3 separate regions of the Mus musculus genome follow, and all the other regions are linked to region 2. The links are chromatin loops, found by intact Hi-C in ENCODE. Cell type or tissue: left cerebral cortex. All regions are shown on one strand.

The links. A loop is a pair of places that touch in the nucleus more often than their neighbours do. Peaks named below come from ENCODE experiments on the same cell type or tissue, not always from the same donor. Only the 100,000 strongest peaks of a DNase experiment are listed, where the experiment ranks them.
Region 1: it touches region 2 in a loop (2.7-fold over the local background); 3 of 42 quality-filtered maps call a loop at or near these places.
Region 3: a loop joins it to region 2, with 2.1 times the contacts of the local background. A loop is called at or near these places in 3 of 42 quality-filtered maps.

The regions. Positions count from the first base shown.
Region 1 is chr8:12,391,760-12,399,759 of GRCm38, forward strand. Sox1 (SRY (sex determining region Y)-box 1) reads left to right here and starts at 3,760. Exons shown (of 1, transcript NM_009233.3): 1 at 3,760-7,796. The coding sequence starts at 4,602. The coding sequence ends at 5,777. All of the region lies in intron 1 of Sox1ot (Sox1 overlapping transcript), which reads left to right. In left cerebral cortex, a CTCF peak has its summit at 5 (motif pointing right); DNase peaks (open chromatin) are centred at 385, 3,151, 3,521, 3,758 and 4 more places; H3K4me3 peaks cover 3,715 bases; H3K27ac peaks cover 1,406 bases.
Region 2 is chr8:12,482,041-12,490,040 of GRCm38, forward strand. No RefSeq gene overlaps it. Among named protein-coding and RNA genes, the nearest start is that of Gm33532, 9.7 kb to the left of the region's middle. In left cerebral cortex, no CTCF peak of the experiment used is centred here; DNase peaks (open chromatin) are centred at 200, 4,198 and 4,642; H3K27ac peaks cover 248 bases.
Region 3 is chr8:12,425,505-12,433,504 of GRCm38, forward strand. It overlaps Sox1ot (Sox1 overlapping transcript), which reads left to right. Exons shown (of 8, transcript NR_027975.2): 3 at 259-619; 4 at 1,275-1,403; 5 at 4,003-4,534; 6 at 4,646-5,227; 7 at 5,931-6,919. Among named protein-coding and RNA genes, the nearest start is that of Sox1, 34 kb to the left of the region's middle. In left cerebral cortex, no CTCF peak of the experiment used is centred here; DNase peaks (open chromatin) are centred at 4,722, 5,759 and 7,313.

The DNA.
Region 1 (8,000 bases), 90 kb before region 2:
CAGCAGACGGCGATCGCGGCCCGCGCCGCTACAGGGTCCACACTGACAGGCCTAGGGGCTTCGGGCCCAGTGCGCAGCCCTCTACTCCCTGCAGCAGGTCCTGAGACAGGGACTCCCAGCCTCTCAGATCCACTCTGCTTCCATTCCGCCCTGAATCTGCGCCTCCTGTTGGCCGAGATGGCCTCAAAGACCTCTTCCGACGTTCTTTATCTCTCCTAAGTTTTCTCTGCTGCTTCTTCCTCCTGCTGCTAACTTTCCCCTTTCAGTCCCACAAACTGTCATTTCGGTTCGCTAAAGATCTTTCTTCAACTATTCTCTCAGCCTTGTGAGGGTACATCAGAGCCTGCAAGCCTTTGCCCCGGGGAGCTCCCAGGAGACACCTCTATGTGTCCTCTGTCCTCCAAGTGTCTCCACCAGCCTTGAGAGAATCATGTTCTGAGCATGGCGAGGAGGAGATTGTCATCAGGGCAGATAATCTGAACCCCATATGAAATAATTTCTAGTCTTGCATGGTCCCCAACGTACCCAACTTGTTTGGAGCCTGAGAGACTAATGCTGAGCTTAAAAACCCATATATAGATGTATCAGAGCCAGCCTTCAAAAAGAAGGACAAGGGCTTCTGTCCACAGGGGCCCTCTCGGTCTCATGAGCACAAAGGTGTGTGTAAAGGAGCCAAAGTATTGGTTTTTCTATGTCAGGGGTTCGAGTTGAAAGTGTTTAAAACCCAGGACTTGGTTTATTTCAAAGTCAAGACTATTGTGCAAGAGTGTAGGCACATAATTTCATATATACAAGCCTTCATAATTTATCTATGAGCACTGACATATACAAGCACCCATGCCTGCACACAGAATAATTCCCACTAGCAATGAGCTGACTTGAATTTTTGAAGGATTATAACCATAGGTTGAATAAAAACTTAGCCACTTTGTAAAGTCGCTCTTTGGCATTCTGAGCAGTGGCACCATGAGATTTTTGAGTTGCTGAGAGAACAAAGATTGGTCAGTCAACAGTGAAACTAATCCCTTGCCTTGGGTTCTGGACTTTTCTTAGTTTTACTTGGACACAGTGCAGTTTTCAAATCCTAAAGAATATAGTTTTTAGGAAGGCAGCCCCACCCAGCCGTTGGGGAGATGGGAAGCAGACAGAAGTGTTTATCAAACTGGTTGTAGACTGTTCTTTTTGTGTCTGTGAAGCCATTGGGGAAGTGACTATAGATAGGGAAACAGAAGGAGACTTCCAGAAGCTGTCACTGACAGGACCCTCTGCTCATACCAGGATGGAAGGCACAAGGAGGTCTGGCACACCATGCCCACCACTGCTTAGTTGGCACAGACTGCAACCACCAATCTTCTCTGTCACTTGGCAACAGGTTACACCTGCATCTCTGATTTCATACTTCTGCAGGTGGGCACCCATAGGTTTTGCACCAGCTTGGACTTGCTTCTGCAGAATAGTTCCCAGAATGCCAAACACCAACATGGCAGTATGCATTGTGATGCCGTTTACCTCCTATTTAGATGTCCTAGAAAACAAGAGTAACATCCTATTTGGAAACAATGTTCAGCCCTATGGTAGGAAGAAATGAGACTGTTTCAAAGTCATCTATCCAAGTTTCCTAAGGCATAAAGCATTCCTGCAAAGCTCACTGGAGTGCAGGGTGTTTATAAAATAAATTGCCCCATTGATATGGAAAATAATGTGCCAGGCTTGATTTACACAAAGCATTTTCAGGGGGTCTTTGGCTATTTAGTTTAAAATCTAAATTGAAAAGCACAAGAAAGAAATCTTTCAATTGCTAAGTGGATAATATAGTTTATAATTTGTAAACCGTTTCCTTTATTTCAGTCTTGCTGACTTGCCCTAACACAGCGGATCTCCCAGCACACCCATCACCTCCTAAGTTATCCAAGGAAAATGGTTCTACGGCATTCTTAAACAATAGTCCTATTCGTTTTTGTTCATTTACAATGTAACTGATATTTGTAGGTAGTTCGTGAAACAAATCAAAAGATTTAATAAACTTGATGGCTGAAATAAGAAGGTAGCTGAAAACTAAGTTTATGACCTAGATGTTTATAAAAATATGAAACGATGTTTCCCTTCTAGCACAATTCTATATTATTTGATGAGTTTTCTAGTAAGTGCTGAATGGCCTGAAATGAAAGCTCAATCGGGCTGAGGGCTGTACTGTGCTGTAACAACCTGAGATAAAAAAAAATAATAATAAAATAAAATAAACCACTGTAATAATCATAGCAAGGGAGCAACGGCGTCAGGAAATTCACAGCCTCAGATGTTTTTGTTAGTGGGGGGGGGGGCTGTCATATGTTCACCGTCCAACATATTGGAACACCTGTATTCTTGCTATTATCCGGGTTATCTGTCATCAGAAGAGCCTCTGGATTACACGCGAGGCGGTCTGCAGGCATCTGACCAGGCTTGCTTTACCCACCAGCAACCTCCCGAAGCACCTAGATCTTAGAAGTAGAAACTCTATCCTCTCCCCTCTGTACCCCGCCCCAGGATATCTGAAGAACTTGTAGACTCTAAAGGTCTTTCTGGAAGAAGCCTTTACAATAACTCCCCCCCCCTTTTTTTTTTTGGACATGATGGTCTGATCCCAAGTAGCCTGGGGTGGGGTTGGAAATCTCTTATACATCCCGGAATCATATTTGTTCTGAGATTCATGGATTACGGCCATTTGTGTATGTCTTGATCATCCCCAGAACTGCCCTTTCTTTTTCACAACATACGAAGAAACAAAAACAACAACATACAAAAAGGCGGCCCTGTCACTGGACCTTCCAATTCCGTTTCAGCGCCCGCACCCCACCCCCACCCTCGCAAACCCGAGTTCACACGATTTTCAAAATCCTTTGGCAAACAGCTTCTGGGAGAATCGCTTCAGAAAAGCATAGGCTAGGTAGGTATTCTTTTGCTGTTTCCACAAACTTCTTTTTACTGTCGGAGTAACAAGATTCCAGCTAGATCTTGGTTTTGACCTTCGCAGAAATTCAAGAGGATATAGAGTAAATTGGCACCTGACTATAACACTCCGCTCCATTAAAAGACACCCCCTCCCCCAAGAAAGTTCGGGGTAGATTAGGGAGCTAGGAGCGTAGCACCACACAAAAACCGCTGCACCTCTTGCCACGGAGACCCGAATTATAGATCCCGAATCTGTAAAGGCCTTTGCAGGCTCTGAGAATGCACCGAGCGCCAGGGGTGGGAGAGACTGAGCCGCCCCGCTTGGCCTGAAACCCAGCAGAGGTACTTTGGGCCTAAGCCCCCCCCCCCCGGGAGGATCTCCCCCGCACCGCTGTTATTCTGCACTCCCGGCTGAGCTGAGTGCAAAGTGAGGCCTCTATCTCCAACTTTCCCCTTCCCAGCGGGCACAGAGTTGGCTGGCTGGGGACAGGGGAGGAGCTGGGTCTCCAATGAGCGCATTTAAACACGACCCAGGGCTGTATTCCCCCCGCCTCCCCCGACAGCGATTCTTTCTTCCTCTGGGTTTTCAACCCAATCGTTAATCATTCGGAGCGCGCGGGCGGGGAGAGGCAAAGGGGGCGAGCTCTGGGTTCGCCGCCGCCGCCGCCGCCGTCGCCGCCGCGCGCGCGCGCTCAGGAAGCAGTGTGGCTGTGACCCCGCCCCCCCGCGCCCCCTTTTCCCCCTCCTTCCTGCCCTTGTTCCCCCCCTCTCTCCTCCTCCACCTCCTTGCTCCGCCGCCCGCGCCCAGTGTATCTACTCCCTCCCCACGTCACTCGCCAGCGCGCCATGCAAATCACCGCCGCCGCCGGTTCCCATTGGCCGCGGCGCGCTCATTTAATGGCAGCCCGGGCCCGGCGTATGGCTGCTGGGCCCCCCGCGCCACCGGCCCCGCGTGCGCCTCCGCTCCGAGCGCACGGCCTCGGGCAGGCAGCGGACAGCTTGTCCTGGGCACAGCGGCACAGCTCTCTGGCTCTCTGCTCGCGTTGGCACTCCCACTGCTGTCCCTAACCCCCTCCCTGGCTGCACCGCGATCGCCCCCTCCGAACCCCCCTCCGAGTCCCCCTCAGCGCCTGGCTCCCCCCAGGCACCTGGGACCAGCACATGCCCAGCGCACGCGGCGCACCGCCTTGCTAGAAGTTGCGGTCCCAGAGTTGGAAGCCGCCAAGGAAGCCAGCACAGGAACGGAGACTTCGAGCCGACAAGAGGAGGCAGCGAACCCTGCGTCGGGCCCAGGGGCACCGCTTCAGACCCAGAAAGTGGAGCCTCAACTTGGCCACGACTGCACCTGTTTGCACAGTTCAGCCCTGAGTGACCGGACGGCAGCAATCAACCTGGCCATCGGCCTCTTTGGCAAGTGGTTTGTGCACCGGGAGAAACTTTCCACCTGCGAGCTGGACCCGCGCTAAGTGCGTGTGCTTTTGCCTCTTTTTTGTTGTTGTTGTTGTTGTGGCCTCCACCCAACCCCCTTCTCTCCGCTAGGCACCCACCGCACACACACCCCCCCCCCCAGTCTCTCTGGGCTGATCCTCTCTCCACCCACCCACCCCCACCCGGCCGTCTATGCTCCAGGCCCTCTCTTTGCGGTACCGGTGAACCCGCTAGCCGCCCAGATGTACAGCATGATGATGGAGACCGACCTGCACTCGCCCGGCGGCGCCCAGGCGCCCACGAACCTCTCGGGCCCGGCCGGGGCGGGCGGGGGCGGCGGTGGGGGCGGGGGCGGCGGCGGCGGCGGGGGCACCAAGGCCAACCAGGATCGGGTCAAGCGGCCCATGAACGCCTTCATGGTGTGGTCCCGCGGACAGCGGCGCAAGATGGCCCAGGAAAACCCCAAGATGCACAACTCGGAGATCAGCAAGCGCCTCGGGGCCGAGTGGAAGGTCATGTCCGAGGCCGAGAAGCGGCCGTTCATCGACGAGGCCAAGAGACTGCGCGCGCTGCACATGAAGGAACACCCGGATTACAAGTACCGGCCGCGCCGCAAGACCAAGACGCTGCTCAAGAAGGACAAGTACTCGCTGGCCGGCGGGCTGCTAGCGGCCGGCGCGGGTGGCGGCGGCGCGGCCGTGGCCATGGGTGTGGGCGTGGGCGTCGGGGCGGCGGCGGTGGGCCAGCGCTTGGAGAGCCCAGGCGGCGCGGCGGGAGGAGGCTACGCGCATGTCAACGGCTGGGCTAACGGCGCCTACCCCGGCTCGGTGGCCGCGGCGGCTGCGGCCGCGGCCATGATGCAGGAGGCACAGCTGGCCTACGGGCAGCACCCAGGCGCGGGCGGCGCGCACCCGCACGCACACCCGGCGCACCCGCACCCGCACCATCCGCACGCGCATCCTCACAACCCGCAGCCCATGCACCGCTACGACATGGGCGCGCTGCAGTACAGCCCCATCTCCAACTCTCAGGGCTACATGAGCGCGTCGCCTTCGGGCTACGGCGGCATCCCTTACGGCGCCGCGGCCGCCGCCGCCGCCGCTGCGGGCGGCGCGCACCAGAACTCGGCGGTGGCGGCAGCGGCAGCCGCGGCAGCCGCGTCGTCGGGGGCCCTGGGCGCCCTCGGATCTCTGGTCAAGTCGGAGCCGAGCGGCAGTCCGCCGGCCCCGGCTCACTCACGGGCACCGTGTCCCGGGGACCTGCGCGAGATGATCAGCATGTACCTGCCCGCCGGCGAGGGTGGCGACCCGGCGGCGGCAGCGGCTGCGGCGGCCCAAAGCCGGCTGCACTCGCTGCCACAGCACTACCAGGGCGCGGGCGCGGGCGTCAACGGCACGGTGCCCCTGACGCACATCTAGCGCCGCGGGGACGCCGGGGACACTGCGGCTTAAGGCCGGCGCCCCGGCGACGAAGAGCGAGGCCTGCGCCCCAGCCTCCAGAGCCCGACTTTGTACCGAGGTCCCCGCGCTCTCGATAAAAGGCCGCTCTGGAGAGCCGAGCGCCAGGTGACATCTGCCCCCATCACCTTCCCCAGGACTCCGAGGCGCTGACACCAGACTGGCCTCTTAGACTGAACTTTGGTGTTTTCATGAGACCTTTTGTACAGTATTTATCGTCCGCAGAGGAGGCACACAGCGTTTTCTCGGCTTCGGAGGACAAAAGACAAAAACCCAGCGAGGCGATGCCAACTTTTGTATGACTGCCGGCTCTGTAACTTTTTCCGGGGTTTACTTCCCGCCAGCTCTTCTGCCTGAGGCCGAGTGACGGACCTCGAGCCCTTCTCACTTGTTATAAATCTAAGTAAGGCAGATCCAAACATTTACAAGTTTTTTGTAGTTGTTACCGCTCTTTTGGGTTGGTTGGTTAATTTATACCGCAATCCCCTCTCAGACGGTGGAGTTATATTCTGGGTTTTGTAAATCTCTGTATCCGAGCATTTCCAATTTTTTGTTTTGTTTTGTATTATTTCTTGTAAATGCGTTGTGACATTTTTATTTTAGGCGTTGCGATACGGGGGGAAGAGGAGTCGGATGTTGTACATAGCCTGCAAGTCTTTCATCTAAAAGCAAAAAACAAAGAGAGATACCCCCAAAATGCATCAAATTTGAATCAATACATTTAAGAGAGAAAAGCCCGTTTCCCTGTGAAATCGAAACGTGCTAATTTTATATGCATGTTTTATGAGTTCAAAATACAATTAGCAATCTGTTGGAGGAGAAATTATCTGCAGGGCCCAAGAGTAAGGAAATCCCACCAAGCGGAGTGCAGCGTTTCCGTGACTTTATTCGGTGGGGAAAGAGAAATCTTAAACTCCATAGATTATTTTGTAGAGTTCAAGTTGACACAGAAGGGAAGTAATTACAAAATGCTTCCTAATGGTTTAGCGTTTTAACTGCCATGGCCCTGGCTTATTTTTTTTTGCATTTCTTTCCTGTGGTTCTGCCTTTTGCATACTGTAGCAGTTTTGAGGCAGCTGGGTCTCAGAAGGAGGATGGGTTGTGCTCAGTGGTGGGACAAGGCCAAGGATAGGGACAACAGCCACCGCCAAGACAGCGTGCCTTTGATTTCTCTGTAATTGGAATTGTAAGTGAAATTATCTTCCTGTGCTTCAAGGAAGCAATCCTGACCCAGACCTCACCACCACAGAGTCTCTCACCCAGGTCTTATCCCATCCCCTCCCGATTCCTCTCTGGGAAAATCCAACATAATTCTACCGATTTTCTTACACACACACACACACACACACACACACACACTCTCTCCTGTGTGAACCGGGATGCAGATTGCCAGGGAATGTAAACACAGAATGCTGTGTTTATCATTCCTGACCAGATCTTGAGGTTGTTTGATGCTTTAAATATTTTTAATTATATTTTTTCTAGGTGTTTATTGGTATATTGCAGGTCCCCCCCCCCTGGAATTTAAAGTTCCCTGTAAAACTTTGTCTTCAAGTAATCTGACAGCATTAAATATTGCATTTAAAAGTTATACTGTAGCAAATATGTTTTAAAATTAATCATGACATTAGAATGAAATTCTATTTTTGAAGGAAATTTTCTTTAAGTCCAGATGGGGAATGATACTATTTTCAGCATCCTTTCCCCTGATTTTTTCCCAATTTCTTTTCTTGGAATGAATATGGACTAGCCATTCAAAAGTGGACTTAATCTAGCAATTCAGTAAGACCAGAGCTCAACCTACATTGGAGAATATCTTTCAGTATAAATGCTAATATTACAAGTGACACGTGTGATTTTTTTTAAAGTCATTTAATGATTTTGCTTAAACCCCTCATTCCTTAAAGTGATTGCAAGAGATTCAAGAATGACGCCCACTGCTTTCTGATGAGGTAATAAAAGAACACCCCTCCCTTTTTCCTTTCTTTGTTTTTCTTTTAGGGTTTTGCTTTGTTGTTTCTAGAGCTGCTTAGCCTACCGCTTAGGAGTCCAGGAGGGAGGCCACACTCTGTGGCAGTCTAGGAAGAAATGCCCCAATAGCCTCAGGGAAATTCTAGAGAGTGTTTAGAGTCCAACCCACTTCCCCCTTAAAACGCCAAGACCTTTGCAGACTGGCCCCCAACA
Region 2 (8,000 bases):
TAGTCACATGCCCCCCCCCCAAGTGGGGGGGATGACTTTAATGCAAACTGTAGTTAACTGTGTGGCTTGTGGACGATCATTGTTCGCACAGAATGTGAAAAGCTGCAAATGTATAAATTGCCCTTTAATTAGATTTCACGTGTCACTGGTTCGCTTAGCTGAAAGGGCCTCGCAGCGCTGTGAACATAGCTGTGAACGTGGGCTTGTTAAGATCTGCTGGATTTCAGCTCGAGGTGCAGACCGTAGAGCCAAGTAGAAATGTTTGAGCGAAATCTGCCCTGCTCTCTGTTTTGTCTCTCAGCCTGTGTCTGTTTCCCTCTCTCGGCCCTTTCTTGTGAGATCAGGCTGCATACAGAAGCCTGTCCCGGTGTTACTCAGAGAGCTGGAGGTGGCTCTCCAAGAGCAAGCCCACATGGAGAGTCATGGTTCCTACACTAAGGTGACTGCAGGCCTCCTGTGCTTCAGAGTGCTCCCTTCTGGGTGCCCCTCCTCCCTGTGTGCACCCCACAAACTGTCTTAATTAGGCCCAACCATTGGGGAGGTTAACAGGTGGCACCTCAGATGGCCAACGAAGTGACTCCAATTAGTCTGCTGTCGGAGTCACTAGGAGTGCAACGTGAGCGGTGGGTGAAGGAAGCCCCGGCCCAGCAAATGTCTGTTAGCACTTTCAGACAGGGTTTTCTAGTTCAGGGTCTTAGCATATACTATAGTCTCCTTTCCTGAGAGGCCTCCTTCCCAGCTAAGTGGAAATGTTATAGAATGTCGAGTAGAAAAATGATAGAAATTCCAAGTTTTCCATTGAATGGCATAGCAAGCCTCGGGGTTGCCTGCATCCCAGTCGCTGCGCGAGCCTTTTCTCAGTCCAGCAGGCCCATGCTGGGCACTCTGTCCACCTAGAGGTCACTCAGTAGCTCCCTAGTGACCCTTCCCTTACTGACCCAGTCAGGGCTGCTGTGTTAACCTGTTAGCATGGATTTGGCAAAGCAGAGTATCGTGCTTCCTGTGAGAGAAAGCAGGGAAGAGCAGGAGAGGTGGAGAGAGACAGAGCAAGAGACCTTTGTGTAGGCTGTTGTTACAGTCATACTTGTCACTATTAATCTGCCATTGTGCCTAATTTACAAGCTAAACTTCAGCATGGAACACACATACAGGAAAAGCTTAGTCTACACAGGAACCTGCACTCTTCCTGGGTCTGGGTTTCTAACTCCTGGGGCCTTGGAATGCACCTTCTAATGATAGGTAGACATTAGTTTGCCCGAGCCAGCGCAGGTCTGCCTGCCGGTCCACTCTCTATCTGGCCCTGTGTTTGCGTCAGCAAACCCTGAGGACCACGTGAACTGTGAGGCATCTCCAGCCCAGCTAAGGATTCAGTCCTCTGGAGCCTCGTGGATGCAGAAGATGCACAGATGTGCCTCTCGCATCAGCAGCTCTCCATGCCACGTGAAAACAAGGAGGGGGTCATGGAAAGTTCAGCGGGTGAGGAGAGGAGCACCCCTCCCAGTTGCCAGGTGAAGTGGGAACTGTTTGTATAATTATTTGAAATTAGTTCTCCAAGATCTGACTGAAAAAGGCCTCTATGTGCTTAATACATAGGGTTTTCTTTCTTCTGCGCTAGCAGGTAAATACTGATACTAAAGGCTCAGGCTGCTGTCTTTTTGAAATGACTGGGGGCAGGGCATGTGACAGAGTTTGACCTTTGGTGTGAGGAGGCAAAGGTCATTGTGTGTACTCATCTGTGCCATTCCCTACCATGCCTCAGGACTGTAGTCATTATCACTTTACCCACAGACTCCCAGGACCTCGTTGTGTTCTTGGCATCTGAGAGGGCATTCTCGTGCTCATCTGGAACTTAAGTGCCTTGACCTCTAGCTCACAGGCACTGTCCTTTCTCTCAGTCCCTATCTCCCTCTAGGTTGTCCCATTAGACTACTTTAATTGTTACCCAAGGATACAAGATGTCCATTCTAAAGATGCTCAGGGCTGGAGAGATGGCTCCTTGGGTAAAGCGTTTGCTACTGAAGCAGAGGACCCGGGTTTGATCCCCCCCCCCCCGCCCCGCACCCATGTGAAAAGCTGGGTATGGTGTCGAGAACACATTATCTGAGAGCCCCTAGGGTGGGGTGAGGCAGACTCTATGAGATTGCTGGCCATCCAGCCTAGCCTAATCAGTAAACTTTGGGTTCAGTGCACCATGCTGTCTCAAAAATTAAGGTGGAGAGCAATTACGGAGGACCCCCAACTTCAACTCTGTCCTCTACCTGTATGTGCATGTATATCTACGTGTGCAAAGAAAGTGGGCAGTCGCTTGGATAATCTTTACCCAAATAAACATATTTGGTTTCCTGAAGGCATACAGACTTGAGTGCCCAGGCTCAGAAAGTTGTTCCCACAACAGCCTCTCTCCCAGGTCTCCTGTGCTACCACCTGGACTTACTGGGAGCCCATAAGCTACACCCCTACACTGAAATCCCTGGACTGGAAAGTGTCTGTGGACAGCCACCTTCAGAAACTGTTTTAGGAGTCATGTCCCTTTGCTCTAGAGATTTCCTATGACAATTTCCAAGACAATATGGTAGCTGGGAGGCGCACACCTCAAGTTAGAAAAAGCCCAGGGCTGAGGTATGGCTTGAGGAAGGGCAAGTCCAAAAGGACACGGGCAGAATAGAGGAAACGCATGGGAAGAGAATCCTCCATTGTGCCCCTCTATAGAGAACACACAGAGCGTGACACGCTGAGTCACCTGTCCCCATCGCGCAGGCAGCTGTGTTGTGTTGTTGTTAGTACAGCTGAAGAAGCAATAGGAAGCCCTCCTGCATCTGGGGTTCCAGAGCAGCCACATGCTTGCCTCATTCGTCACGTGATTCCTCTGAACCTGCCAAACACGGAAGAATGGAGGCCCTAACATGAATCTAGCTTAGACAAGAAGAACAGTAAAGCTGTCCCTTCAGGGACATTGATTCCTATGATGTGACACACTATGGTCCTTCAGCATGGCCCTTGATGGGCAGGTAGGTCAGGGGTCCCCTCCTACATTCTGTTAGAGCAAAGTATGATGGGAGGTTTTCTCAGCCCCTCCTAGCCACCCAGCACCAGCTAGAGCCAACTGGGGTTCTAACCCCTCAGCAGCAGCTCCTGAAGGAAAAGTCCCCCAAGCATGGAGCACCCCAAGCAGCTCTGCCTTCAGGACAGGCACGTGAGGTGCAGCTTTCTTTCTAGAAGGTTCCAATCAAGACAGCCAAAATGCTTACTTTGTCAAAGACGGAGAAAATATTTCAGCAGAAGTGTACGGTATGCAGAGCTGAAGCAGGCCTCTCAGACAGGCAGGGAGTAGACAGACACTCTGGGGTAAGACCCAAAGGGACAAGCTCTTCCCGATACTGTGCCCCAACCCCATCGCCATCCTTGGTAACATCAAAGGGTATGGTTGGAGCCACAGACTTAATTGAGAACATGGCTGGGTTTGCGGGGCTCTCTCCTGATTGGTTCTTAGTTTCTCGCCTAATTAGCATATAAGAGAACCAGTCAAAACCTACTTCCTCTTTTGAAACCCACTTAGAAATCCGTGGGCAGAGCTTCTTTCTTGTCACCAGCTTCAAGGTCCTTCTTTAGCGCTGAGAACTTTTATGTTTAATAAACCCTTACCTGCCTCCCTCTTTGCTTGCTGGGCAGTGTTCTATATCCTTAAAAGACAAGAATTCAACAAGAGAATTTGCACTCTTTGGGGTTGGGGGTTTTAAAAGCTCAGGAAATAAAATGTGCAGTAGGGCAGCACAGGCAGGGCGGGTAAAGAAGTACGTGCGTGGGTGCCAGGTGGAAGTTTTCATTGAGGCCAGAGGCCCCGGGGTTAAAGGGGAGGGGAGTCACCCCAGGAAAATCAGGCACCAAGCAAAAGCAGAAGAAACTCAGTGAGCCAGCCAGACATTTGGAAGAGGGACCATCTCAGCAGCCATGGTCGATGGATGCCACGAGATCCACAGGAAACGGGAGACAAGTCTGTGTCTTGGGAGCCAGAAAGAAAAGCGGCTCTTTATATTGTTTGCTCAATCACCGTCTCCTTGGTTCCATGTTCTGGAGCTGTCCTCAAGCACAGCACCCTAGGTGGCCTTGGAAGCAAGAACAAGTAAGTCTCTAGGACCCAGACACAGCCCAAGGGTGGCACAGCCAGGTTTCTCTGGGGAGATCTGTCCCAGGCCTGCCCAGATCTGGAATCTGCACAATACCTCCGCCTCCACCTCTGCCTCCTCTGTCTCTCTCTTTCCTTTTCTGCACCCCTCTCTCCATCTCTGCCTCCCTCTTCTCCCTGCCTCCCTCCCTGTGCTCCAGCCTGCATCCAGACTCCCCCATTCATCCACCGGTTGTAGTGGATACAGCCCCCCACTCCGATGTGACCTCATTTTGGCTTTGCCAGTTCCATCTGCAGTGAGTGACCCATCACCAAACAAGGTCGCTCATTGGAGGAGCTGGGTTGTAGGACTTCAGCCCACTTTTGGTGCGGGGCACGATCCAATCTGCTTTTTAGAGGCTAATGTTTTGGGTTATTCAAAAGGGAGACAAAGCTCCCAGTTTCTCTCTGCCAGGACCACAGAGCAGATGCTCTTGCGGAGTACACTCGGAGGCTCGCTCGGGCTGCAGAGCCCTTGTTTGGGCCCATTGTGAGGCTCATGAAAACCTGTTTACTTCCTCGGCTGCCTGGATCAGCCAGCGTTCTGGACTTTGGACATCTTGGGCTACAGTTGAGATTTGGATCCTTTCCCGGGCAGACAGACAATAAAAGGACCACACAGAGAGACAGCCCCGGCTTCGCCAGCTCACATGGCCAAAGAGGCTGCCACCCTGCCAGGCAACTCAAGGGCAAAGGGACAGGCCAGAAGTGCAGGGTACATCTGACGTGACTCCTGAGAGAACCCACGCACCGCTGGCTCCTTACATAAGCGGCAAAGAACTGCCCTGTCTCCTCTACTCCTGACCTGCCTCGGGTTCGTTCGAGGTCAGTGTGGCTGAGGTATTCCGGCCACCACTGTTTCCTTGTGAAGAAGGAAAGGGCTTACTGAAGGGTGGGTGCTAGGGAGAATGAGCCGCCAAGACTTCACAGTCTTAGGGTAGAGAGGCGGAACCAGCAATCAAGGCTGCCAGGCAGTGCCCCTCTCCTGTCTTAAGGAATGCCCTCACTACAAGGCCATTCGGACAGGTGGCTCTAGAGTGCTCCGCCCCCTGACATCCTGGATAAACGAGATGAGAAGCAAGCAATTAACGGAGGGAAAAAAAATACCCAAGGAACGACCAGGAGCTCATTAAAACAAAAACACAAGCTAGATAATTGCCCAGAACGCATCCACCGACTCTGGAAGAGAGGCGAGAACAGCTGGATCCTCCTGCTCCACCCTGCCTGGAAGAGCGTCCGTTACAATGGAAATGAATTTGGGGGAGGTACCGCTAAGACTGCCAGGATTTCTACAAGGCCCAACCCTGTAGATTGAGGGTGAAGAGGGAAGGCTTTTAATTAACTACTTCTCCATCACTCACACTGAGAAGAAAGGGGTTCTTGGAAACATGGCTGCCAGGGCAAGGACAGCATAATTTGCTAAAGAGCCACTTCCTTCTGTTAATTCTCCCCAAAGCAGCCCAAGTCTCTGAATATAAGGGACAAGACAAGACCAGCAAGCAGTACAGACTCTGCAAAAACAGGGACTATTTCAGCTAGCTGGACTTCAGATGTGACCCACTCTCTGAAAGAACAATGTTGAAGGTGAGGGAATGCCAGGAGGGAAGGATAGATGGACAAGGAGGACACAGAGGCCTTTAGGGACAGTTCATGTCACTTCCCACACATCACTGTGACCGACCAGAACACCCTAGAAGCTACCCAAGGACTCATCACCACACCCTGCGTTTGACCAACAGCTAAAACCCATCTGCGTCTTTTAAAAAAGTGAAAAGACTGTGACTGAGCATCATTAACTAGGCCTCCGGGACAGAAAAAAGAAGATGGAGTGTGCTCTGAAGGTGTCTTGAGTGTGAGGTTCTGGCTTCCTGACTAAGGCAGCCAGGGTGCTCAGACCCAGAGTGACTGACTGTGAATCAGTCACCTCTGTGTGATGTGTGTGCTTCTCTGAGCAAGGCACTGAGGGGGATACAGGATCCCAAGAACAAACTCCCCAAGGAGCAGAGGGCATTCGAGCCAAGGCCTCTGCAGTAGCAGGTGTAGCAGATGCAATATAAAACCAGAGAAGATGAGCCAGTGTAATCCAAGCTATACATAAACACACACACACACACACACACACACACACACACACACACACACACACACACGAAGGGCTCGGAACAGCAAGGAAGTGAGGGAGATAAGCCAAAGCACAGGAAGATGGGCTTTAAGCATCTTCAACTCAGGGATATGGCTTATTGAGTAGAGGACTGGCCCAGCGCACCAGGGACCGAGTTTGATCCCAGCACTGCCTAAAATGAAGTGGTAAAAGCCACATGGGCTTGTAATGTAATCCCAGCCTACAGGTTTACTAGCTGGAACCGGAAGCTCATCTCAGTGTCTTAGTTTGGGCTTCTATTGCTGTGATGAAAAACACCATGACCGAAAAGCACAGGGAGGGAAGGGTTTATTTTATTTGGCTTACACTTCCAGATCATAGTCCTTCCCTGGAGGAAGTCAGGACAGGAACTCAAGCAGAGAAGGAACCTGGAGGCAGGAGCTGATGCAAAGGCCATGGAGGGATGCTTTTTTCCTATGGCTTGCTCAGCCTGCTTTCTTACAGAAACCAGGACCACCAGCCCAGGAACCGCCCTACCCACAATGAGCTGGGCCATTTGTCCATTAATTAATTAATAATTGAGAAAATGCCTTACAGCTGGATCTCATGGAGGCATTTCCTCAGCTGAGGTTCCTTTCTCTGTGATAACTTATGTCAAGTAGACACAGTAATCAGAGCGGACAGTTAGTCTCAGCCTGCTCTAGCCCAATCTGGGCTATCTTAGACCCAGTCTCAAGACTCTCACTGTGAGTCTTCACGGAATCAATTTTACTTTCCCTTTAAAAGTTTATTTTTTATTTCTTATTCATTTGTATACCTGTGTCTCTGTATGGATATGCATACATGTGAGTGCAGGTCCCCACAGATTCCAGAAAAGGACAACATATCTAACCCCTGGACCTGAAGTTACAGGTAGTCTGAGCTGCCCAAATACGTGTGCTGGGAACTGAACTCCAGTCCTCTGCAAGAAGGTTGGTTCTGTTTCTTTTAAGAAGTGTGGTGGTTCGAATAAGTTTGGTTCCCATAGACTCTGGTGTTTGAATGCTCTGCCCACAGGGAATGAGTGCTATTCGGAGGAGCATCCTTGTTAGAATAGGTGTGGCCTTGTTGGGGGAAGTGTGTCATTGTAGGGGTAGGCCTTGATGCTCAAGCTCTGCCCAGTGTGGAAGAGACAATCTTCTGGCTGCCTGGGGATCAAGATTAGAACTCTCGAGTCCTCTAGCGCCAGGTCTACCTGCACACTGCCATGCTTCCCACCATGATGATAATGGACTGAACCTTTGAACCTGTAAGGCAGCCCCAATTAAATGTTGCCCTTTGTAAGAGTTGCCTTGGTCATGGTGTCTCTTCACAGCAACGGAAACCTAACACAAGGAGGAGAGAGGTTTTATTTCAGCTCACCGTCCATCACTGAGAGAAGATAGATTCAAACAGGGAAGGATCCTGGAGCAGGAGCCTGCCACAGAAGAAAAAGGAGGGTGCTGCTTAAGGCCTGTGCCCCGCTGCTTTCTCACCTTGCTTGCGTGCTTGTTTTTTTAAATTTTTAATGTTTTGCTTATTATTTTATTTGTGTGTGTGTGAGTGTTCAGGCTGCATGTGTGTGCACCACATGAAATTCTGGCACCTGAAGAGATCAGAAGAGGGGACCCTGGACCTAGAGCTACAGATGACTGTGAGCCACCACATGGGGCCCAGGAGTGGAACCTGGGTCCTCCACAAGAACAACAAGTGCTCTTA
Region 3 (8,000 bases), 57 kb before region 2:
ACATATATGCCCACATCTGCACAGATAAACATACCTGCCCACACCTTCGTGAACAAACACACCTACATACACCTGCAAGGGCACAGGCATGATCACACCCACCCACACATTATCATGCCTGCAGAGGCATACATACATACTTGAAGGGGACATACGTACTTTACATACATACATACATACATACATACATACATACATACATACATACTACTAGTAATAATAATAATAATCTAATAAATTTTCTCTATGCTTTTTCAGGAATACTCTATGAGGTCAAAGCTGGTCCCTGTGTCTGTCTTCAAGGACACAAGCCAATTTAAAAAGAAATCATTCACTTAAAAAGAATGTTTAGATCAGCTCCCACTGGTGCAGACTGATTGGTTAATATCATCTCAACTTAGCGTGTTCTGAAAATAAGGGTTACTAACCTTCACAGACAACCAGTGGTCTCAGGGAGCCACGAAGCTGTCTCGGGACTGCACACAAGACACACACAGGTGAAGCTGGATGCAAGTCAGACCTGTGAACTAACTCCCCGCAACCGAGGGGGGAGGAAGTGACCACATCATCTCATTGGCTCTGCAGATCCAAGTCCACTCAAACGGCAAGCATGGCCCAGGTAAGTCACTTCACTAAGCACGTGGGCCAGAGTGAAGTGGGTCAGTCAGTCACTTGGGCACAGGAATGTTCAGGTGGGGGGGGGGAATAAATGAACTTCTGAGAATGTGAACTTATCAGATGACTTGAGCAACAGGTTCTTTCTCTAATCGATGTGTTTCCCAGGAAACCTGAACTGCCCCACCCCTCTCTGACTATTCCTAAGGGAGAATATTTGTTTTCCCCAATGAGTAAATTATTAAGTCATCATCATCATCAGTAATAGTAATAGTAGAGTGTGGTTATATGAAACAGGGTTTCTATATACAGTCCTGGCTGCCCTGGAACTTACTATATAGATCAAGCTGTTCTCATACTTACAGAGATCCTCCTGCCTCTGCCTCCCAAGTCCTGAGATTAAAGGCTCATGCCACCATGCCCAGCTAAATGAATAATTTTGGAATGCATGTGCAACAATGGCGTGTATATTGTGTTAGCCACACACTATTGTTAGTACGCTTGCTAATTCATAACAAGTTAACTCTCACAGTACAATGGGCATGTTTTTAAAATATTTTTGGCAAAACGTTACAGACTCATTATACAGTTAATTAAACCTCTCACCCCAATTGCTCTGGGTTCTAAGATGCACACATGGAATGTCTTTATCCTTCTAGAGTTGGATGCACCCTCAGATTCAACAGCCGACCACTGGCATCCCTTTTTCCCCCTTCCACGGTGGTACATGGAATAAAAACACACCCCGGGCTTGCTGGAATACCAAGGAAACATTCATGCCCATGGAGGTAAGCATTACAGAATTCGTGGTCTGTATGGTTGAGAATAAAAATAATTTGTGGCAAGATCAACTATCCTTTCTAATCCCTTCTTATTTAGGAGTTGTAAATTATGCCCCCAAACTAGAGCATGGCTCCTTTTATCTCAAGAGCATTTTGCCACATGCATCTAACAGAGAATGCCCTTTGCCCATCTCCACTACCAACTGAGAAGGCTACAGACAAACCCTAGCAATTTCTCAAAGAATGAAGCAAGCCCTTGGGCTGCATTTACTTAACATACAAATGTTAAAACTACCGCTGTGCAGGTTTGCAGCAGGTGGCTGTGCAATGTTCTCTCAAGGCCATAGGAAGCAGCTACTGCATTGCCAAGAATTCCACCCTCATCCTCCACCTGCCACCAGCTTCCCAGGCCTCCCTGTGTCTGTTCTCAGAGCCGGGAGTTGTAGAGGGAACAGGGCTGATGGCAAACTAAGTCATGGTCATGCTGTGGTGGTGAGAGGGTGAAACGCTATACTTGGGTATAATTTGATGGTCTTCTTCATTGTCATTGTCATCGTTGTCATCATCTGATCAGGATTCTAGACAAGAGCATCAGCTCTGCTAGTGCCACGCCGGAAGTGATTCTCCTCGTGAGCAAGCAGGCCATGCCACGCGCAGGAGGCAATGCTGTGAGCTCATGGTACTAGACATGTGGTCCGAGGGCTGAAGGTGAAGCCGCTTTGCTTTCAGCCCCTGCTCCTTGCCTGGGCTCATTTTCCCCTGGACCCTCCTATGTGCACAGTGTGAAGGGAATTACCTATTACTTCAATTATTTGTTTCTTATCAGCTGATGTTAAACTACAAGGATTTGCATTGAATGGACACAAAGAAAGAGCAAGTCACGGCACATCGCCAAATGAAAGAGTGATGTTCTGGTGAATTTAGCCGAAATAATTTACTGCTATAAAAGTGGGGAAGTGGAAGGTACAGCCTTTGACCAATAAATCCCTGCTGCCCGTGAAACCCTTATCTGGTCCCCTCCGATACATTCCACACAAGGAAGCCATCATCATCGGCTCTGGCTTGTTATTTGTAAACCTTGATCTTCTGCACTTGCTGCCCTAAATATGGGTAATTAGCATCAGTTTATCGCGCTTCTGCATATTTCCTGCACTCTCCAAACACGCGAGCTTCCATTGGCTGCCGTTCTGCTACAGGAGATTATGAAGACAGATTGCACAGAACGAATGTGCTAAACCAGATTAGGAAGGAATAGAAATAGCAACTTGGCCAATAAATTCCTCGTGAGAGCCTTATCACGCAATTACACGTTGACTAGCTTCACACTCTCCCAGCCTCTTAATCCAGTGCCCCCACCAGGAATAAAATTTCACTCATTTCTGAATTGCCGCAGATCCTCCTGACTTGTCGCTGAGAGTGGCTGGAATGAGTGGGGTTGCAGGAGACATGGAGCCGAACTTTACAATGAAAAAAAAAAAAAAGTAAACTTTGATTGTCAGCGTGGGTGGCTTGCGCGAGTTGGGATGTTCAAAGTGGCTCAGAGCCTCTGAGTGAGCATGTACAGTCTGGGTTCCCAGTCAGGTAACTTTGCTCTGAGTCCCACATTTCCTCCTGGTCTGTCTGAAAGGGAGGGCTTCCTCACTAGTCCGCCGGCCGCTGCGAAGCATGGTTGACTGCAGAACGGTGCGCCAGCTGCAGCTCCTTCCGGTGGACCTGAAAGTAGCCAGAATCCTCCTGATTAGCAATTCTGGGACACTCCCTCCACCTCTGTAAGTTCAGTTCCCTCCTTGCTCAGACAGGCTGTCTCTCACACCCTCTCAAGTGCTCTAGCCCCCTCTGCACATTAAGGTGTATAAATAGGAAAATTCCTGCCCACTCTGCACCGTAAGGATTGCAACCAAGAGCACTGTAATAGGGCTGCTACAGGAGGAGCTTGATTCTTGTTCCTCCCTGCCTGTTAATGTTATTCTCCCCAGGGCTTTATAATAAGTTAGGTATTTAAAGAGGCCCATTAAGCCTTTCGATCTACCAGGGGACTATTTATAGCACAGAGCCACAGTCAGACATCATGAGTACCCCCCACGGAAGCAAGGTACGGCAGCAAGAACCCCACAGGACTGAGCTTCTCTTGGCTAGAGGGCATACATGGACATCTGGATCAAACAAGAGCCGAGTAGCTGTGCTCCCAGAAAAGACTTCCTGTTCAGGGTGGAAGGAATTCATTAGCTATGAAAATCCAGAGCCATTGTGAGGCAAGTTTTTAATGTGTCCATCACAATATGGCCTCTGCTTTCTATTCTCTGGGAGGTTCTTACGGGGCTTTGCTAAGTTAAGGGTCTCCTGAGTGATACAGAGAAAGGGTTCTAGTTTTCCTTTCTGAAACTTGAGTTCAGATCAGCATCCACAAAGTAGACACTGGCGGTGCCTCTGTCTACAGGGACACTGCACGCACTGTTTCTAGAACCTACTGTGGCTTCCCAAGGAGGAGCCCTCCCTTGACGAGCAGCCATCCAGAATCCAGGTATACCTGGACCTTGAAAAGGATGGTTTTGCCTTTTGCAGGCTGTCTGGTCTTTTGTTGACTGGTAAGGATTTTGTTTTGCAGAGAGGAGCCTTCACTAACCTTGAGTGGGAGAGAATCAGCCAGGGCCTCTGCGGCACATGGAAATACTTGTCTTAAGTAGTTGGCTCTTAGAAATCACAGCCCAGATGCCTGAAGCAGAAGGAGAAGCACCTGTAGTGGCTGTCACCCTGCAGGCACCTCTGTTACTGGAGTCACCAAGAAACGGTATTACGGGAGTCTTGGAAGTGAGAGTGCTCCTCTAAGGAGAGACCCAGGAACCTGTTGCTAAGGGGCCAGCATGCAGGGTCCCTGCTGGGCCTGCATAGAAGGAGCCCGGTGCTTAGTGGTTCCTTCCTGAAGCCTAGGCTAAGGATTCTATATGGCTTCATCCTCCGCTCTACTCAAGCAAAGACAAGCTTCAACTGCTGGGCCTAAGGCACATGGAGCTCAACTCAACAACTGGGAATGGAGGACCCCTCCAGAGACCCAGAAGACCCCCGCCCGGGGGGGGGGTGACATCAGTTGGGGAGCTATTAATAACTGCCCTCCCCTCCCTGTCATATTTCCTGAACTGGTGAGCTTTGTGGAGGGGTGGAGTAGGAGGGAGCCGCTTGCCATTAATCTGGGAACAAACAGCTAACCCCGGTGACTGGTATTTTTCCTTTTCTTTTCTCACTTTTCTCAGTGTGGGGAAGGCGATTGTGAGGCGCTCTGCTGGAATTTGGCAGCGCGGAGGCTTGGAGAGCAGCCCCATGCTGGCTCCTATTCAGCCGGCCAGTTTTCCTCGAGCTTTGGAAGTTTCACTCAGCCGTGCACTCAATGGCTTCACAAAGCTGATTACAAGCTTCAGCGCATTCCTGAAGGAGCCAAAAGCGACGCAGGTGCAAACGAGCCGAGGGAGCCCCTTATCCCGGTGACAGAATGGGACAAGCTGGGAAAGGCTTGGACCACACAAATCCAAGGCTCACCAGGCAGCAGAGAGCCTGCCTTGGGAACCGGGGGTCATTATCCGCCCTATTCAGCGGGACCGGGGACCCTGGGGCCAAGGAGGCCGGCCGGGCGCAAGCGCCACCGCCAGTACGCGCCTGCAGCAGTGGGGACCCCGCTGGGCGTTGCAACCCGTCGGGATGTTGGGCGCTGCGTTTGTTCCCACCGACAGCGGTCAGCGAAATCCATCCTGCGGGTGAAAGCCGGTGTCCAGGCTAACCGGGATACAGGAGAAGGAGGGTAGCGAAGATGCTCAGTGCGTGGACAGTGCGTAACTTTGGTAATCGAGGCCGCACTGACGTGGTCCTGCCTCAGGCCACTCTCAGCCCCATCCTATCCCTGCTCGGGCCCGGTCCCCCTCAGCTTGTCTTCATTTTTCGTCTCTATGAGTCATACTGAGAGCGACCTTCAGAAAGTGCGGTGGGTGGCGGTGGGTGGGTGGGTGGGGGGTTCAGGGGCGGGGAATACTGGCTGGTAGCCCCGCAGGATCAGATCACCAGGTTGTCCAGTGCACCCTGCGGGGCAGTGGCGAGCCTGGAGAGCCGCCTCTGCCTGGGAGAATTAACGACGTCACAGCCAGAGACGAAAGAACTACAGGTCGCGGGGACAGGCTGGCTCCCAGGGTAGAGCTTGCAAAAGGGACGAGCGTGGGACAGACTGAGGTGGGACTGTTGTAGTTCAGGGGCCGGCCGATCCGGCTCCGTAGGCTGCCCCTATGTCCCTCCCTCGCCCCATCCAGGCCAGCACAGCACGAGTAACGCCAGCCTAGAGCCCTCCCGCCGCGTCCTCCCACTCCCGGCCCCACGTCTCGAAGCCACAGCCCAGCCCCACGCTTTGCCCGGCTGCACCCCGAGGTGCCCGCGTGCAGGGCGCGGGCCGGCAGGGCGCGCTTGCCGACGCTCTTTTGTCTGATAACTAATTTGAGTTAATGCGATCTTTATGTAAAGCTAACAGCGGATAATTGTCTATTTTCTCGCCAACAGTCTCCATCACAGTCACTTATCTGGAAACCTGCGGCTGGATTAATCGCTATATTCCCAAGATGAGCGGTGCTGCAATCCGCAGTGAACACGGGTGGGAACACGGAAGCTTCCCCTAGGTTCTTGCGGGGGCCAGCAGCTGGCCAGCTCCCTGCAGTGGATGCTGCACAGTAGCTAGCACCTGTTTGGGCTCGGGTTGGGGGTCTACGAGCACTTAGGCGCACAGAAGATGTGGAAGAGAGGAAGGAAACAGGCCTGTGGGGACTCCGGCCTGAGAGAGGTTGATTAGCTCCCAGTAAAGGCACAGAACTGCCTATATAAAGAGCTTTTTAACCTGAAAATGATGCTGCTGAGTCTTCAGACCGTGGTCTATTCAGATGCAGAAAAATGTTCCCTCCCATCTTGATCTCCCAGCCTCACCCCTACCACACCCACAGCTACTCCTTAGGCCCCTCCCCTGGAATTTTCTCCTTCGGGATCCTGGTCCTACAAGGGTTAGTAATATTTACTTAGGAACTGTGGGCGTGGAAATAAATCCTAGTTGTTCAGCCCCTTGCCCTACCTGTTCCAGTTAAAGACGGTGGGTTGTACCCAGGCAGTGGTGGCGCACGCCTTTAGTCCCAGCACTTGGGAGGCAGAGGCAGGCGGATTTCTGAGTTTGAGGCCAGCCTGGTCTACAGAGTGAGTTCCAGGACAGCCAGGGCTGTACAGAGAAACCCTGTCTCAAAAAACCTAAAATATAAAATAAAATAAAATAAGATGGTGGAGTGTGTGGTGCCAAAGCTCTAGGGAGAATACTTGTCTACAAAAACTTTCTCTGCTGAGGTCAAAGCATCAGCTTCGAGGGAACTACCACTTGGTGTGTGAGGTCTCTGCGCCTGGGCAACGGTGTCTCTGTAGGTGTGAAAGCTGGGCATCAGCTTGTGACAGCTTTAGGCCACAGAAGCCGAAACTGTGCGCCTCCATTTTGTCAGCATATTAAACATCCAAGAGTGACCACCCATTGGTCCATCACATTATTAGATTGTTAGATTAGGTGGTACCCCAGGATGCTTCTGCAACAGCCTCTGTAAGCTCCTCTTAAAAGTCTCCTGGTTCCTCCTCTCCAGCAGCGAAAGCAAACATGTGAATCTCTGCAAAGCAAGCCGAGCTAAGGTTCCCAGGACAGTCATCCTCATGCCCTCTGGAGGCCTTCCGGCTTCAGCTCTCACCTGAGTCCTGTCACCTCTGATATGTGGACAATGCTGAGCTGGACAGCCCCTGGTCAACCAGGCAGAACAGTCTATGCAAATGCCGGAGGGCAACCCTGGGAACAGTGCACCCATTGTCCGGGGCCTTTCAAAGCTGGGAGCAGCTGCTCAGACTGGCCGCCCTGGACCCTTGGCTGCCAGAGTAATGTCATCATTGCAAGATGTAGACTCTGAAAATTATACGACCCGAATTCATGAGCAGCCTTGTCTTGAGTGTTTCTGTCTGTGACACATTTCAATGTCCAGAGCTGCTTCTGTTGTTGGGGACCGGAGGAGGGCATGGGCAAGGGAAAGTTTGCAGTTTCTTACTAGAGGGTTTGAAAACTTTACAAACTAGCCTTGGCTTCTGAAGTGGGGCGTCTGGCTTAAAGGGCTAAGATGTGGAGGCTTTTTTGTTGTCTCTTGCTGCTGCTTGCAAGTTTAAGTGCACTGAAAAGAGACTGGATGACGAGATGGAGCAAGAGGCAACCGCAGATGCCAAGGTCATTTTCCTTAGCTGGAACTCCAAATGCCACCTTCTAGAGAAGCAAGCAGGCTGGCTGCATCAGCACTCTCAGACCACCTCAGCTCCCTTCACAGAAGCATCAGTGGTTCATATCATCGTTTCCATCTTCCCTCCCTGCCTCCCCCACCCTCTTCTCTGCAACCTGGACTGTGAAGAGATGTTCTTTGGCCAGGGGATGGTGGTTCCTGGTGTAAGAAATGAGAATGGAACCAGCAGTGGGTGGCCTGTAGTGTGCCTGCTGCCGAACCTGCAAGTGCATCCCTCTGGTCTTCAGGCTCACTGCCTACTAAGTGGTAGGGGCGGGCAGGGGAGTGGGGG